Regions from separate parts of the Mus musculus genome. Here region 2 is linked to region 1. The links are chromatin loops, found by intact Hi-C in ENCODE. Cell type or tissue: left cerebral cortex. All regions are shown on one strand.

Region 1 (5,000 bases):
GTGAAGCAGAGCTAACAACAAACTAGCCACATGGTAGGGGTCAACGCTGACATCAGACCACGACACATCAGACCGTAGGGGAAAAGGTACCTTCCTGTAAGCACAGGCTCTGTAGCAATGCCAGCCTAACCTCTGCTGCAGAGGGCACAGGGCAGGAGTGAGTGATGGGTATAGTGACAGCTCAGAGCATGACGACTACCAGAGCCTGTCCAGAGAGTCTGGGGCTGAGGCTGCACAGCTAGAGCCCAAATGGAGCTTGGCAGCAGCCAGGCCAACCACTTGCAGGGCAGCGGCACAGTCCTCTCCCCTCCCCACCGTGGTCTGCTGCCACTGGCTGCTGGAGCTTTCCCAAAGCTCTGGGGAGAGGGAGCCCACTGTAAGGCGTGGGAGACCCAGGTGCAGCACCCTTCAAGCCCAAGTAGCCATTTTATAAGGCAGAGCTGTCACACGGCATGGTGGTGCTAGCTCCCAAATCCAGGGTCCTCCTGTCATTTTTTTCTACCCAGTTCCTCATTCTGACACTGACTATGTAAATCACTGGCGTCTGTCACAGACATGTGACAAAAATGAGTCCTGAACCAGAAATTTGTTTTACTTGTTCCTAAGGCTTATCTTTGAATTAGTGGTTAACATTTTAAAATAAGACAATATACATATTCAATCTCCCTGCCTGACAACTGTCCCTAAGAAGGGGCATGTGCTGGAGCCCACTCATCTCCACAGTCCCTGCAGTGAAACCGAGCAAAACACCTGCAACCTGCACTTGCTTGCTTATCCATCCACACATGCATGTGGCTCAGATGCACATTTGCATTCGCAAATTATCTGAATAAGAGGTTCTTTCTTTCAAAGAAAGCGGAGTCTGCACTGCTGGTATAAATACTGTTTCTCCGGCAGGTCGAGACAACCAAGTTACCAGCCATGTCTACCTTTACTTTCCCCAACCACACCTCAACCTGTTACTGCTTTACCTAATTGTAAAGTCCCACACTGAAACCATTACCTTACAAATCAAAGCTCCTCCCACTACCCACAAACATCAACAACTTCAATCAAGTGTAGATTCTATGGCAAACACCAGCTTAGAATCACACACAGCTCTCTAATCTTAATTTGTATACAAACATGCAAGTGCGCACAAACACACACACATACATACACACACACACACACACACACACACACACACACACACAGAAGAAACATTTAAAAATAAACACACAGACCCGCACAAGACAACATGGTCAAAAGGAAACTAAGCGAGCAAGTGGTCTCAGAGACTGAGCCACTGTGGCCCCGGGACGAGTCTGAGAAAACAGTGAGGTGCTATCACATATGGTAAGGGGTAGGTAGAGTCCCACACATACTTGTAGCCGTCTCTAATAGAAGAGGCTGCAGGGGGCATGGGCAGCTGTTCCATCTTAGGAGGGACCGCCCATGAGGGCCGGAACAGACAGGCGTCAGGTGTCTTCAGAGGCAGCAGGCAATGGCTCGGCAGCGTCTTCAGTGGAGCAAACATGGAGGATCCCACGAAAGGCTGGAACTGCGGCACTTTGTGCACATAGGAAAAGTCCTGTGACAATGAAATGGGGTTGGCTTAATGCTGGCAAACTAGAGCCAGCCACGGTGGCTCGGTGCTTCATAAAACCCAGGCACAGAACCGACTGTAATTCAATAGTTCTCTCTAATAAGTAAAAAGAAAAATCTGATGCCAAAGCTGTTGATGGAGTGACTTCTACTGACAAGCTCCAGTTTCAATGGTCCTTATGCACTCGTGTGTGTGGCCCACTGAAAAGCACCCCAGCCCTGGGGAAGCCCAAACTGGTTATTACCTTTATCTCCTCTGGCTTGGGGCTTCCTAAGCCATCTTCCACTTCCATCCTAAACTCCGTGAGGTGTGTGGGGACCATGCTGACCACGGGACTCTCCATCATGCCCAGTGCAGTCACTGTCTCTGAACTTACTCCATCTTTATAGTTCATCACAGGAGAAAATGCAGGGTGCTGTTCCAATGACGGAGGGGTGGGGAACATCCTTTGCAAGTCTGCAACTGCTAAAAACAAAATTAAAAGTGCATCTTAACAGCAAGATTCCTCAAAGCTGAGACAAGCAGCCAGGCACAGCAGTGTCCACACAAGGCTAACAGAATGTCAAGACACAGGTCACCCTCAGGCGGCCACACTCCCGAGCCTCCCCCTCTCAAGGGCTGTATGGCATGGTGTAATGCTAATGCAGTGAGCAGAGTCTGCAGAGCATGTCACTTTCTTCCAGTAACTGATCCAGAAAGAGTCAAGAAGAAAGTGAAAGCAATCCAACTACATTATATATTATCAAAGTCTATCTTCATCTGCAAATGTTTATGAAAGAGTAGAGAAAACAGAATTGATTTAGAGCAAGGCTGGGGTTGGTGTGACTGAGTCATAGTCCTGCTGTCTGGGGAATGACTTCATGCTGTCTCTCTAGACTCTACAGGTGCTGTCAACAGGACAGGGTACACAGTGGCCAGAAAACAGTTTACAGTCAGAGTCTAGCAAGTTGGTGCACATTCCTGCCTTCTGTTCCCAGCAAGGAAGGAGGAGGGCTTAGAGAACCCTGTCCTCACAGAGTCGGTATATCCAATAACAAACAGTTCATGAACTGGTGAGAGGCTGAGTCTCAAAGCAGGCTGTGCCTAATACAATGCAAGTGGAGGTTACAGAGCATGGCCACTAGGTGGTGCCCTGTGTTTGGAACTAGGAGTTTATGATTGTTATTATTACTTTTGATGTCCTCCCCATTTCCATAGCTAATGCCTTTCTTAAAGCCCCAACATTTAACTAAGCACCTAGCCCTTAAGCAGGAATTAATATGAAACAATGAACTTGATTATGCAGATTGTGACCTGGCTGCTGCCTCTGGCTGCATACTCTCCAGGGTCCACATCCTCCAGGCAGAGCTCAGCTGTGGCTGGGAAAGATCCTTCCTCAGTGCCTCATCCACCAACTAGCAGCAAGTCTCCCTTAGATATATAACAGGCTTGCTTGCTTTCCACCAGGACAAGAAAGCTTCCAAGAGCTCACTACAGGGAGGGAGCAAATGGACACCTGGAACGGGGGTCACAGGCAGGGGTGAGCGACCTTTCAGAGCCTTTGCCTCTGATTGCTGGCTAGTAGTAGGATTTACAACTTGAAAATGCCTGCAACTAAGAAGGCCAGGCAAGGTAACTATTGGAAACTCTATACACAAATTATTGACTCTAAAGCAAGAGAAAGGTCTCCAATCAAATCAATGTATTTTATTTCAAACACAGGGTAAGATTACTGTAGGGTACAGGCTGACTGGAGAAATGTGCACTATACCTCTAACATTTCCCCAAGCTCAAGAGCAGCAGCTCTACTCTGTTAACATGGAATTAAAGCAGAATTCTGAGAGTCAGAACAGTGTGCTTCAAACTATGGCAAACCAAATCAAGGCTTTAGAGAAGGAGTCTCTATCTGGGGAGATGAGGGCAGAGTGGACAGGAAGGGCTGGAAAGAAAAATTCAACAGGGAACAGTGAAACGACGTGTGTGTTTCCAGAATGGACTAACTTAATGGTGGCAAAGCCTTTAATCCCAGCAACTCTGCAGTCTCAGGAGGCAGAAGTTGGCAGATCTCTGAGTTCAAGGCCATTCTAATCTACACAGCAAGTTCCAGGGCAGTCAGGGCTACACAGTGAGACCTTTCCAAACAACAAAAAAATTACAAAAGCTGGAGAGATGCCTCAGCAGTTAAGAGCACTGGCTGCTCTTGTGGAGGACCCAGGTTCAGTTTCCAGCACCCACATGTATGGCAGCTCACAACTGTCTGTACTCCAACTTCAAGGGATCCAAGGCTTCCAAGGGTACCTGTACTGTGAGCAAGTACACAGACACACCCACACACCCACATCCATTCTCTCTCTCTCTCTCTCTCATACACTCACACAATTAAAAATAATAAAAATAAAATCATATTAAAAGTTAAGACACATAAATAAATAGCTTTGTTTTAAATTTCCTGTAAGAATCATGGTAAGTTTATTTCTGCTGAGGCCACTTGTCTCACTAATGCTATAAAAAGTTACAGCCTCGTGTTTTCAAAGCCTCCGGCACCCTGCTCACTTCCACAAAGACAAGATAGAATTTCCGTTGCCACAGGCTCACTTTAAAGTGCTCTCCACATTCTTACCATCAAATACTGCTAAGGGAGGCCTACTGTCAACGCCACCCACACTGTAGTAAATAGCCTCACCCTGCACACTTACAGAGAAGGCAGGGCTCAGGTGAGCACCTGGCAGCACATGGTGCCCACCTCTCAACTAGGAGTGCAATGCCATGAGAACAGTGCTCAGACACACGCTCTAAGAGCAGGCCCGGGCAACTGTGCACGGGGAGAAAACAGCGAGTCTGGATTCAGATGCCAGGCAGCCATGGAGCCTGGCCAGCACTTTGCTGCTCCTAGAAAAGGACATGGGCAACTCCATGCAGGACTCAAGGGCTGAGCCCTGCTACTCCTTCCTCTCGGCCTTTTCCCGCTCTCCGCCCACCTCAAACCACTGGCTTCTTTCTCAGGATCCTCCTGCCTCAGAGGATAGAGCAGAAGCCCAAGCACAGAATTAAACACTCCGAATGGTCCAACTAACATTTTGTTTTGTTTTGTTTTCCCTTAAGATTCATTCTTAGAAAAAGAAAAGATATAATTTTAAAGAAATTCATAGGCAAATGGTCTGCTCACTGTATTGATCCTTCATTGTTACATACACAAATTAGTAATATGGAATCTTTTCCTTTTACCTGTATGCACTAGCTACAAGTGGCTACTGGGAATTCAGAACACAACAGAACTGGAACAAACTGACACAAGCTGTACACACAACACACACAACTCTAGAGCGCCCCGGAAGTGCTCTATGACTTCTTGTCCTTGGCTACATTAGAAATGACATGTGATGCATTCATTAACAAAACTCCTTCCATGGGGTGTCCTAAGTAGATGTACAAG
Region 2 (5,000 bases), 180 kb after region 1:
ATCAGCCTGCTTACAAGAGTGGGAGCAGGGGGACTGTGTCACTCCTGTGTCTTTGTAGGCCAAAATCATGCTTGATTTCTTCATCAGCATGAAAACAGAATGACACTTCCAAAGTTGGCAACAATTCCTCTTTCTCCACTAGTCTCCAAGGGGAGAAAAAGCATCTATGCCACCCATAATTAAATGTAACTAATTACAATTTGAACACTAAATTATTTATCCAGTGTAAACAAGGACTAAAAGGAAATAAAGCTTCTATCTGCAGCAGGGGTTCCAGAAAATAATTTGCAATAAATGCATGCTCTCCAAAAGTCAGCACCCTCCCCCCCAGCACCCTCCCCACCAAAATTGGGCACACAACTAAAATAAGTTGAGTTTTTAAGGCTAAATTAAATAGGCCGTTCAACCAATTTTCCAATTATATTCTACGCTTGAAACATAATTGCCTTACATCTGTTTACAAATCTTTGCTCAATATTTAAACAAATTCGTACTCTCCCGGGCACATAGCTACACACACACAGTAACTCAGGCACAAAGCGCGTATTTAAAGACCATGCACTCCCATTATCAGCGTAAGCGCCGGGTTTAACAACGCGAATGTTTTCAGAGCTAGGTAATACGACCCAATAAAAAGCAAAGATGGCATTTACCACCAAATGTCACTGCCACCGCCAGGAAAGAGTTGCTGGAGCTCTATACATTTTTAATTTCGACGAATCGAGCCGCCGTCGCCCGGTGCCAGGCTTCCAGAAGAACAATTGACACCCTAAATGGTTCGAGATTAAGGCAGGCGATGCACTTCCAAAGCAAAAGTTGTCAATTATCAGAGGCGAGAGCGGGAGAGAGGAGAGGCGAAGGCAGATAAAAGCGATGTTATCAAACCGCCCAGCTTGTTGCTCGTGTGTGTGTGTGTGTGTGTGTGTGTGTGTTCCTTGTTAAAGCAGAGAAAACAGTTTTTAAAGGCAGCGGAGGAGAGCGAGGAGCAGCAGCTTCCTCCACCTTCCGTGGGCTCCGAGCAATGGCTCTCCCGCTCTCCGGCGTAGTAAACCCCGAGAGGCGGGCGGCTGTCCGTGTTTACAACGGCGCGAGCGAGCTCCGGCTGCCAGAGTCCTTTTCCCTGACACCATCGCCTTCCATCAACTGTTTTCGGGCGAAATCGCAGGTGTCATTGTGGAAATATTAAAAGGAAAAAAAAGGGAAAAAAACGGAGAAACAGAGGAAGAGAGAAAGAAAAAATCAGAAGGCAGACGCCGGCGAGTGGGAGAGCAGCCGATCCGATCGGGAGAGAGAGAGAGAGAGAGGACGAGCCTGCAGCTCACCCGCGCCGGCGGCTGCACAAGGCAGAAAAGCCTTCCACATTTCGGGGAAGGAGGAGAAAAAAGAAAAAAAAAGAAAATAAGGGGGGAAGGGGAGGGGAGGGGGTGTGATTGCCACGGAGGTGGGCGCTCCGAGCGCGCCCCGGCGTCCGCAGCGCCCCGACTTCCCCACGCACGTCCACGCCGGGCGCCGCGCTCGCCGACGCCGCCAGGGCTCCGGGAGGAGAAAGTTGCGCGGCGGGGAGGTCGCGCCCCCCAACCCGGGCTCCCCCCCGCCCCGCCACTCACCAGCGAGAAGAGGTTGGAGTGACAATCCTCCAGGCTCGCCCCGTTCGCTACCCAGTTCGCCGCGGCGGTCATGGTCCTCCGCGAGCCCGGCCGCCAGAGCGGGGCATGTCGGAGCGGGCCGGGCCGGGCGGCGGCGGCGGCGGCTCCCGGGCACCAGGGGCGCGAGGCCCGCGCGGGAGGCCCGAGGGCGGCGGTGGCGACGACGGCGACGACGGCGGCGGCGGGGGGCGCGGGCCGGCAACGCCGCCCGCCTCTGTCGCGCAGGGCCGCCGCCTCCGCCTCCGCCTCGCCGCCTCGTCGGCCGCCTTGTTTATCTCCAAGCCGGCGGGCGACTCGCCCTCGGCCGCGCCGGCGCGGGAGGCACGCGAGCCCCGCAGCCGCCCCGAGCCGCCGCCGCCGCCGCCGCCGCTGCGCGAGCCCGCGAAGGGGGGGGTGCGGACGAAGCCAGCGGGCGACCCCGGCAGCCGAGCGCCGTCCCCTCCTTCCTCTTCCTCCCCACCCCCCCCCTCCTCCCCAGTCGGCCGCGCTTCTCCTCCCTCCCCGGGCTCGCTCGCTCTGACAGCAATGGCGGCCGCCGACCGCGGCTCGGCCCGCCATTGGCTGCGGCGCGTCACGTGACGGGCGCCGGCCGCGCGGGGGGCGGGGGAGGGGCCGCGGCGGCGGCGGCGGCGGCGGCGGTGGTGGCTCGCGGGAGGCGCTGCTGAGCCGAGCGAGCGCGGCCCTCTCGGAGCGGGGTGACGGAGCCAGGGAGGGAAGAGAAAGAGGTGCGGGCGGCCGTGGGACGCCGGGGCTGCGTGGACGCCCCGCCCTGGGCGCGGGCGCGCGTCGGGCGCGGGCCGAAGAGGGCCGCGGCTTCCCCGGAGCGGCCTCCGAGCCCCCCTGGGGGAGCATCTCGGGTCCCCGAGGAGCGGCGTGGGCCGGCCCGGCCTGGCCGAGCGAGCCGAGGAGTGTCTCCTCCTCGAAACCTCGCGCGCGACCGCCCGCCGGCCTGCCTGCCGCAGCGCACCGGGCGGAGGAGTAGGACTCAAAGAGACACAAAGGCAGCGAGCGAGGTGCTTGCCCGGGGTCGCGGGATTCGAACCCAGGCATCGGGAAGCCAGGGCTCGGGACTCACTGCCTCCCGAGCGCTGAGCTCCTAAAGCATCCCGGCTGCTGGAGCCCTTGGCGCCCACTCTGTGCGTGCACGCAGGCATTCCTTACATAGATGATCCCAGCGCTCTTAGGTGCCACATTCACACTGGGCTATGTGGAGGGGAGCAGGCCCTTCCTCCAGCTCCAAGCGGTCAATAATAACCAGCATCCCTTCTTCAGAGAGTAATGGGACTGGGAGAAGTGCTGATGCCGGAGACTGCCTTCCAGGACTTTTCGTCGTGGAAATAGAGAAAGGGAGAAAGTTGACTTGGAAAGAGGTAGAATTAGGCAGGCGTATCTCTATGAGTTCCAGGCCAGCCTGGTCTACACACTGTCTCCAAGAAACAAAGGAAGAGTAAAACGCTGGAAAGAGCGGTGGAAGCAAAATAAAGCGGGCACAAATCTGACATATGAATGGAGTTTTGAGACTACCACAAACCTTAAACCCTGGAATGAAGGTGGCCCGAACACATAGGTCATTTCACAGAGTCCTCAGAATCGGGGTGCAATAGCATCCCCAAGGTCCCAGTTACTGAGTGGCTCAACTCCTGAACTATCTGAATTCAGGAGGCTCTGGAGAGGATGCCAGGAGCTGGCTCTGCTACACCTAGCTGTGACCCTGCCCAGCAAAGTTTAACTATGCCTCATTTTCTAATCTGTCCAAAGCAAATCCTAATTGCTGACCTGCTGACCTCAAGCCAAGGTCACACATTTCCGTTAAGATGCTATTGGGGGAAGGGTTACAAGGGGGAGTTGCCCGACACTTTATGCACACATGTGGTATTACTGAGACCTGAGCAGTCAGATGGTCCATCACACCCAGAATCCACGCATACTCATCACACGCGTAGGCAAAAGGCTATGAGCTGGTCACAGTCTAAGCAAGTCATAAGGGGAAGGAAAAGGGGGGTGGGATGCTGCACAGAAGCAAAACCAAACAAATAAGAAACAGTTTACAGGGCTGGAGATTTGGCTCAGCAGTTAAGAGCACTGACTGCTCTTCCCAAGGTCCTGAGTTCAAATCCCAGCAACCACTTGGTGGCTCACAACCACTCGTAATGAGATCTGACTTTCTCTCTTCTGGTGTGTCTGAAGACAGCTATCGTGTGCTTATTTATATATATATAATAATAAATCTTTTAAAAAACAAGAAAAACAGTTTACAGATTAGGAATGCTAGCATTTCTAATAAAATAAATAAAATTATTTTTTAAAAAATGCTCAACTTTATATATTGCTAGGACCAGATATTTGTGTCCCACTTACCATTCATGTTGAAACACTACAAGGGACAGGTTTTCGACATGGTAGTTAGCACGTGGATGAATTCCTTGTCTTGAAATAAGTGCCCTCTGAAGAGACATAGGAAAACTTGAGTCCCCCCACCCCTATCCCCCTTTGCCATATGAGGTCATTACCAGGAAGGAGGCTGTAACTGGACCAAAATGGGTCAATACCTCAGCCTTAGTCTTCCCAGCTTCCAAAATTATACAAATAAGTTTCTGTACTTTATGTCATTTAGTCTACCAAAACTCAGTTAACACAAGCAATTCAAACAGACTCAGGTATACTGGAAGGAAATCAGAAGTTAAGATCACACTGCCAATGTCAGCTTTTACACATGCAGAAGGAAGCAGAGCCCTTGGGTCGTAAGGACATGAGTATAAAGCAGCATCAGAGCTTTGGATGCCCAGGCAAGAACTCTCCACTGGGGCTGCAGAGATGCTCTGTGGTTGAGAGCACTTGCTCCTCTTGCAGAGGACCCTGGTTCAGTTCCCAGCACCTATAACCTTCTGAAACTCCAGTTCCAGGCGACCCAACCTCTTCTGCCTTCCACAAACACCACACACATGCATACATGCATGTTGAGATAGGGAGGGAGGGAGAGAGAGAGAGAGAGAATATGGGAGCAAAACACACACATAAATTTAAAAGAATTTTTAAAAAATAACAATTACATTTACAATGGGTACACTCTTTGGCCCGGTAATCCTCTTTAGAGCAATTCAGACACAAATACAGGTGTATAAAGGCTTGGAATGTAACTAGTATGAGCTGCCGTGTTGTCTGTAGGGCAGAAACTGGAATCAACTATGTGTGCAGCCATCTGGGAATAGCTAACAAAATAATTTAATTCCATGCAGCCATTAAAAATAATGAGTCGGTGCTATGTGTTCTCAATGAGACCGACCCAACGTGTGGATTAACTGAGATAGCCCTAGAAGGTTACCATGACACTACATGTAACATCAGACGCCTCTA

The links. A loop is a pair of places that touch in the nucleus more often than their neighbours do. Peaks named below come from ENCODE experiments on the same cell type or tissue, not always from the same donor. Only the 100,000 strongest peaks of a DNase experiment are listed, where the experiment ranks them.
Region 2: a loop joins it to region 1, with 2.5 times the contacts of the local background. A loop is called at or near these places in 2 of 42 quality-filtered maps.

The regions. Positions count from the first base shown.
Region 1 is chr5:118,735,368-118,740,367 of GRCm38, reverse strand. It overlaps Med13l (mediator complex subunit 13-like), which reads right to left. Exons shown (of 31, transcript NM_172424.4): 15 at 1,833-2,053; 16 at 1,368-1,573. Among named protein-coding and RNA genes, the nearest start is that of Gm42015, 110 kb to the left of the region's middle. In left cerebral cortex, a CTCF peak has its summit at 2,714 (motif pointing right); DNase peaks (open chromatin) are centred at 2,465, 2,693 and 4,385.
Region 2 is chr5:118,557,465-118,562,464 of GRCm38, reverse strand. Med13l (mediator complex subunit 13-like) reads right to left here and starts at 1,746. Exons shown (of 31, transcript NM_172424.4): 1 at 1,608-1,746. The coding sequence starts at 1,679. In left cerebral cortex, CTCF peaks have their summits at 1,513 and 2,338; DNase peaks (open chromatin) are centred at 1,270, 1,642, 2,300, 2,578 and 1 more place; H3K4me3 peaks cover 2,775 bases; H3K27ac peaks cover 1,759 bases.